Regions from separate parts of the Homo sapiens genome. Here region 1 is linked to region 2. The links are chromatin contacts, found by Hi-C or POLR2A ChIA-PET in ENCODE. All regions are on one chromosome and are shown on one strand. The core of a region is the stretch at or near the end of the contact, and the rest is flanking DNA. Distances in the headings are between cores, read along the strand shown. Region 1 overlaps TMEM94 (transmembrane protein 94). Region 2 holds the start of SMIM5 (small integral membrane protein 5).

The links. A loop is a pair of places that touch in the nucleus more often than their neighbours do. ChIA-PET counts read pairs that join two places held with the same protein, here RNA polymerase II (POLR2A). Pooled maps may share reads with other maps.
Region 1: a loop to region 2 is called in a pooled map, with 2.2 times the contacts of the local background. The contact joins the enhancer-like site here to the promoter of SMIM5 in region 2. A Hi-C loop is called at or near these places in 3 of 50 pooled maps. POLR2A ChIA-PET finds 5 or more read pairs at or near these places in 4 of 52 experiments (BJ, PC-9, activated naive CD4-positive, alpha-beta T cell and 1 more).

Annotation. Positions count from the first base shown.
Region 1 is chr17:75,485,969-75,488,668 of GRCh38, forward strand. TMEM94 (transmembrane protein 94) reads left to right here. Exons shown (of 32, transcript NM_014738.6): 4 at 1-30; 5 at 322-458; 6 at 1,964-2,166. Among named protein-coding and RNA genes, the nearest start is that of MIR6785, 11 kb to the right of the region's middle. RefSeq lists an enhancer at 2,099-2,148. Within about 2 kb of position 1,448, at least 18 of the 41 ENCODE cell types and tissues checked have a DNase peak (open chromatin) inside an H3K27ac peak, as active enhancers do.
Region 2 is chr17:75,631,888-75,634,752 of GRCh38, forward strand. It overlaps SMIM5 (small integral membrane protein 5), which reads left to right and starts at 1,547. Exons shown (of 3, transcript NM_001162995.3): 1 at 1,547-2,315. All of the region lies in intron 8 of RECQL5 (RecQ like helicase 5), which reads right to left. RefSeq lists enhancers at 619-1,299, 1,300-1,979.

The DNA.
Region 1 (2,700 bases), core at 198-2,697, 150 kb before region 2:
GGGCTGCTGCGGGGGACAGCCAGCCGGGAGGTGTGCGCCCAGGGGCTGCTCCCCAACCTCTCCAGCTGTGCTGTCCATCCTGCCGCGGCACCTGGGACAGACCAGGGCTCTTGGGGGCTGTCACCCCCAAGCTGCTCCTGGGATGTAAGGGAACCTCCTCAGTCCCTTGAATGGGGTCAGAGGCCTAGCTGGTGTCAGGGCACCAGAACGGGACAGTCTTTCCACAAGGGACTGGGGTGGGAAGGGGAGCTGTGGCCTGGGGGCTGCTGGGTGGGCGAGCCCTCACTCCCTGTGGGTGCGGCCTCTCTTTCCTCCCACCAGCCGTGGGGTGGGGCTGGTGAATGCCTCGGCCTTGTTCCTGTTACTGCTTCTCAACCTTGTGCTCATCGGGCGGCAAGACCGGCTGAAGCGTCGGGAGGTAGAGCGGAGGCTGCGAGGGATCATTGACCAAATCCAAGGTGAGGTCAAGGGCAGGCATATTGGTGGGAAAAGATGACCGGACATATCAGAGCCCTGAGGGCTCCCCTCCTGCACCCCAGCACAGACGGGTTGCCTGTGGCCAGCATTGCAGGGGCTCTTGTCATCTGGGGAGTTAGAAGGATGCCCACTCTCTTTTGAGCAGGGCAGTGAGAGCTGTGGGATGGTGGTGGGTGCCCAGGCAGAGGGCTGGGCAGGCAGGAAGGCCAACAGTGGCAGGTGGGCTTGCAGGCTGGCTCACGTTGGGAAACCAACAGGGAAGTCCTCTCACATGGCAGGAGGATGATTGAAGTTTTCTCGTTCAAGTCCATCTTGTCTGGTGTACTGTGCTGGGAGACATGGGAAGGTGGGCAGACATACCTGCAGGAATTGGGGTGGGGTAGGGGCCGGGAGCCTGAGATGGAGCAGCCCAGCTCCAAAAGGGAGGGGAGTGGCTTGGATTTCTGCTTGGCCTTTCATTCAGGCGGTGTTTATGAAGCTTGGCTGCGGATTGAGGGTTGTTGAGGCTCTTTTGAGGGACGGTGGCTCCTGCTGTCCAGGGGCATGTGGTGCTGTGGGAGAAGCAGCACCCACTCATGAGACCTTTCTCCAACAGACCTGGGCAGTGGACGTTTAGATGCTAAGTGAGTTTGTCCTTTCGTTCTGAGATGGTTAATTGCCACCATGTGCCAGGCACTGGGAGTGCAATGGTGATGGCAAAAGATGGGCCCTGCTTTCCGGAGCTTAGTCTCCTGCCCAGGAGCATCAGTGGCTCCCTTTTGCTTATGGAAGCCATCCCAGAGGCACGAGTGGCCTCCCAGAGCCTCCAACACAGGCTCACCTTCCTCTCCAGCCTCTTCTCTTCCTCCTCATTCTGATGCTGAAACTACTCACCAGTCCTAGGCCCACTGTGTATCAGCCTCTGCCTCTGTGCCTCTCTCCACTGTTCTCTGCTGGTGAGCTTCTCCCTCACTCATCTCCAGCTGACAAAACCATTCTTCCAGGCCCATCCCCAGTGCTTCCTCTTTCAGGAAGCCACCTCTGATCGCCCCAGCAAATCGGTTTGCTCCCTCTTCTGGACTCCTGCAGCACAGGGATCTTTGTTAATGCTTAGCCGTGTTTGCCTTGTTTGGCGTTATCTGTCCACATGTCTCATCTGCCCCACTGGGTTGTGGCTCCTTGAGGAGCTATGTTGTTGTCTCCACCTTGCACCCCTCACAGGCCCTCTGCAATGTTTGTGAAGTGTATCTGAATGGGATGGGGGTACAAAGAACGAGAGCTCCAGGTGTTGAGAGGAGGTAGAGGCTCTGGGGCTGGAGTGGCCGGGTAGGGCTTTATAAGGGAGGCATCCTTGAAAGCAGGGAAGTGTTGGAACGAGTGGAGGGGTTTGACGCAGACCTCCTGGGAGAGGAAGTGGGCAGACAGTGCTTCCGGAAGTGCTGCTGTATCTGACTGGGGGGCAGGGCCGTGGCTGAGAGGGTTGTTTCCCTCTTTCCATTCCCCTCAGATGCCCTCAGGGATGGCAGGGAGATCCAGTGGCCCAGTGCCATGTATCCAGACCTCCACATGCCTTTTGCGCCATCCTGGTCCTTGCACTGGGCCTACAGAGACGGACACCTGGTCAACCTGCCAGTCAGCCTGCTGGTTGAAGGAGACATCATAGCTTTGAGGCCTGGCCAGGAATCGTTTGCTTCTCTGAGGGGGATCAAGGTAGCTTGAGGCTTTCCTTCTCCCTTGGAAATGCGGTGGGAACATCCACAGGCAACGATGGGAGGGTCCCCAGACTTCATCCGGAAGCTTCCCGGCCAGCTTACTGGCTTTTTGGCAGAGGCTCTGGAACATCTTCCTCCACCCTGCTGTTCTTTTTTTTGAAACAGGGTCTCACCCTGTCGCCCAGGCTGGAGTGCAGTGGCACGATCTCAACTCACTGAAGCCTCTGCCTCCTGGGTTCAAGCGATTCTCCCACCTCAGCCTCCCCAGTAGCTGGGATTACAGGCACATGCCACCACACCTCAACTGGCTTATTTTTTATTTTTTGGTAGAGATGGGGTTTCGGCATGTTGGCCAGGCTGGTTTCGAACTCCTGACCTCAGGTGATCCACCTGCCTTGGCCTCCCAAAGTGCTGGAATTACAGGTGTGAGCCACCACGCCTGGCCCCCTGTGCTGTTCTTTATTCTCGCTAAAAGTCTAGTCCCACAGGCCCTGTCCCAGTGGACTCTGGGCTAACTGATGGCTCCTAACCC
Region 2 (2,865 bases), core at 297-2,796:
TAACACATGGGGGTCTCCCGGGAAGCAGGATGTGAACCCCACTCTGTCCAGTTACTCCTCTGCTCCTCCCCTCTGTCCTCTGGCAATGGGATGTAGATGCTGGCTCTGCCATGAAGGGTGTCTTTTGGGTGACACACTTCACCTCCTAAAGCCCATGCATTCCCGTCAGTAAGATGGTGCAGAAAGGCACAGCCCTCACGGACTGAGCGAAGATGGCTGAGGTGATGTCTGAAGTGCATTACAGTACAGTCATGCCCCATGGAATGACTGCACAGCCAATGGTGGTCCCCTACGATTCTAACACTGTATTTCTACTGTACTTTTTCTATGCTTATGTGTGCTTAGATATGTGAATACCACTGTGTTACAACTGCATACGGTACTCAGGACAGTAACGTGATGTACAGGTTTGTGGTCTAGGAGCAACAAGCTGTAGCGCATGGCCTGGGTGTGTAGGAGGCTGTGCCGCTTGATATTTTTTTCCTTCTCTTCCCTGGAATTGCTGTTTGATTTCCCTAAGTATACTCTGTGACCGCACAATGACAAGTTAAATTTCTCAAAACGTATTTGCATTGCTAAGGCAGGCACGGCTGTGTAGTAATATGTCCCATCATCAACCCGTGAGGGTGTCACAGGTGGGGCCTTTAGCCAGGGAGACGCAGCCTCGCCTGGAGTCCTCCTCTCGTCTTCCTCTGTCTCAACCCTGCTGCAGCCCTCCTGGGGTGAGCGGCCTCTGCCCATGCTGGGAGCAGGGAGCAGCCTCTGGCTGGCCCACGAGGCTCTGTCGCATCTCTGTTCCCTCTGCATGGGGGTGGCTGTCGACCCTTGGGGCAGCTGCAGAGGCCGCAAGAGGGGCCATAGCTCTCTCAGGCTCCTTATAAACAGCCATTCCTGCCACCAGGAACGTGGCACAGGGTAGGGAAGCCCAAGAGGAGATGCTGGAACACAGGCAGGGCTGTCTGGGGTGCCACATCCCAGGGACAAGAATAGCTGGCATTAACTGCTCTAACTAGAACTCCTCCCAGTGTGAGCACTGCTGCGGCTGCAAGAAGCCCTTTGAGGGGCTGCGACCCCAAGGCGCAGGCTCAAGGATGCAAGGCTGATTGCAACACCCCGGTAAGGAAGCAGGGCCTGGCTGACTTTCTTTTAGCTGAGTGAATGCAGCTCTGAAGCCTGACCTGGGCTGGGACAGCCGAGGCGGCCACCAGAGGGCGCTCCTGCCCCCACTCTGCTCCAATGAGTAAATGCAACAAATGGTTCATCCCCAGGAGTCCGTGCGCCCGCACAGCGGCCGCCTGTCCAGCCTCTGGGAGGCTCTGGCATCCGAGTGGTGTGACCACATGGCTGGCTTCCTCCCCCTGCCCTCCTCAGGCCCTGACTCACTGGGGTTTTGTGCTCGGACTCAAAGAGCTCCATTGACAGCGGGGCTGGGGTCGGTTTCTCTCCACACAGCCTAGCCTGCTGGGAGGCACAACCAGGCAAATGTCACAGGGCCCGGCCCCTGGACTCTGGAGCCCTGCCCTGACAGCTGGGCCAGGAGTGCGGTCACAGCCCCAGCAGAAGGCCCTCACCTCACAAGGAACATGAGGCGCCTTGCCGGGCGCGCAGGCCACTCCCAGGTCACTCAGGATTCCAAGTTCTCCCCCAAGACGCCTTCAGATGCTGAGCGGCACAAGGGCCTCCCCAGGGACTGGTTGCAAAGCCTCCTGCTCAGCTTGAGAGGGCCACCAGCTCCCCACTGTTTACTGTTGTTCCTGAGAGAGGCCAGAGGGAGGGACCAGCCAGGGAGTGGCCAGAGGGACAGAAGGGGTGGCCTTCCTGAGGGCAGGGTGGGTGCCCCAGACCTGAGAGCGCTGCAGGACTCCCCTCCACAGGCTCAGGTGGAGCCTCCCCAGGGTCCTCCTGGCCAGGAAGGCAGAGAGCCGACTTCTTTCTTCAGCTCCCAACCCAGGCCCAGCCCACGGCGTGGGAGTCGGGGAGAGGGAGAGGAGGAGGAAGGAGGAGGAGAGAGGGAGCTTGTCTTGTCCCTGAGCAGCGCTCTCAGGGCAGAGGTGAGGCACCGGGACATGAAGTTGGAGGACAAGTTCCCAAGCAGGGCTTCCTCGGGCTCCCCCTCGCGACGGTAATTTGACACTTGGATCTCCAGGACGACCAACAACAAAAAAGCCAGGCAGAGACAGCAGCTGGCTGTCAGCAGAGGAGCTGGGCTGAGGCGCCCAGGGGAGCAGCGGCGCCCACGAAGGAAGTACGAGGACAGCACGTGGAGGCTCCGCGCTGGGGCACTGCTGCTCAGCCCCCAACACCTGAGCTCCCAGGTGAGTGGCAATGGCCACAGAAGAAGGGGGGACAGGGAGGGAGCAGCAAGGGTCCCCTGCCCCCAGGGTGAAGGGCCACAGTCTACCATAAACACGGAGAGGTCTTCGGGGACATGCTGGGTCGCTTCCCTGCAGGGAAGTCAGCCAGCCTCCTGCACACACCTGCACTCTCCCTGCTGCTGGGACCCTGCACTAGGGGAGGGCTGGGGGCTCTGCTCAGAGCGCCTCCTGCTCCGCCTGCTGTGCAGCAGAGGGGCCCCGAGGGCCTGCTTATTCTGCAAGTTCATTTCAGCTCTTTTATTCAGGGGGCTTAAAAGAGGGATTTGGCTGTCCAGCTTGGGAGAGAATGGCTGCCGGCCTGCTGAGCCTCCCTTTTTCCCAGGATTAGGGCAGAGCCCTGTCGAGGTCAGCGCAGGGTCTGCCCAGCCAGCATGCGGCGCCCCCAGGATGCAGCAGGACTCTGCCCATCTGTGTCCTTTCAGGGGCTTGGCCCACTCACTGCTGGTGTTCTCAGCTCACGGCTCAGCCTGGGTCCTCCTCCCTGGGCCCA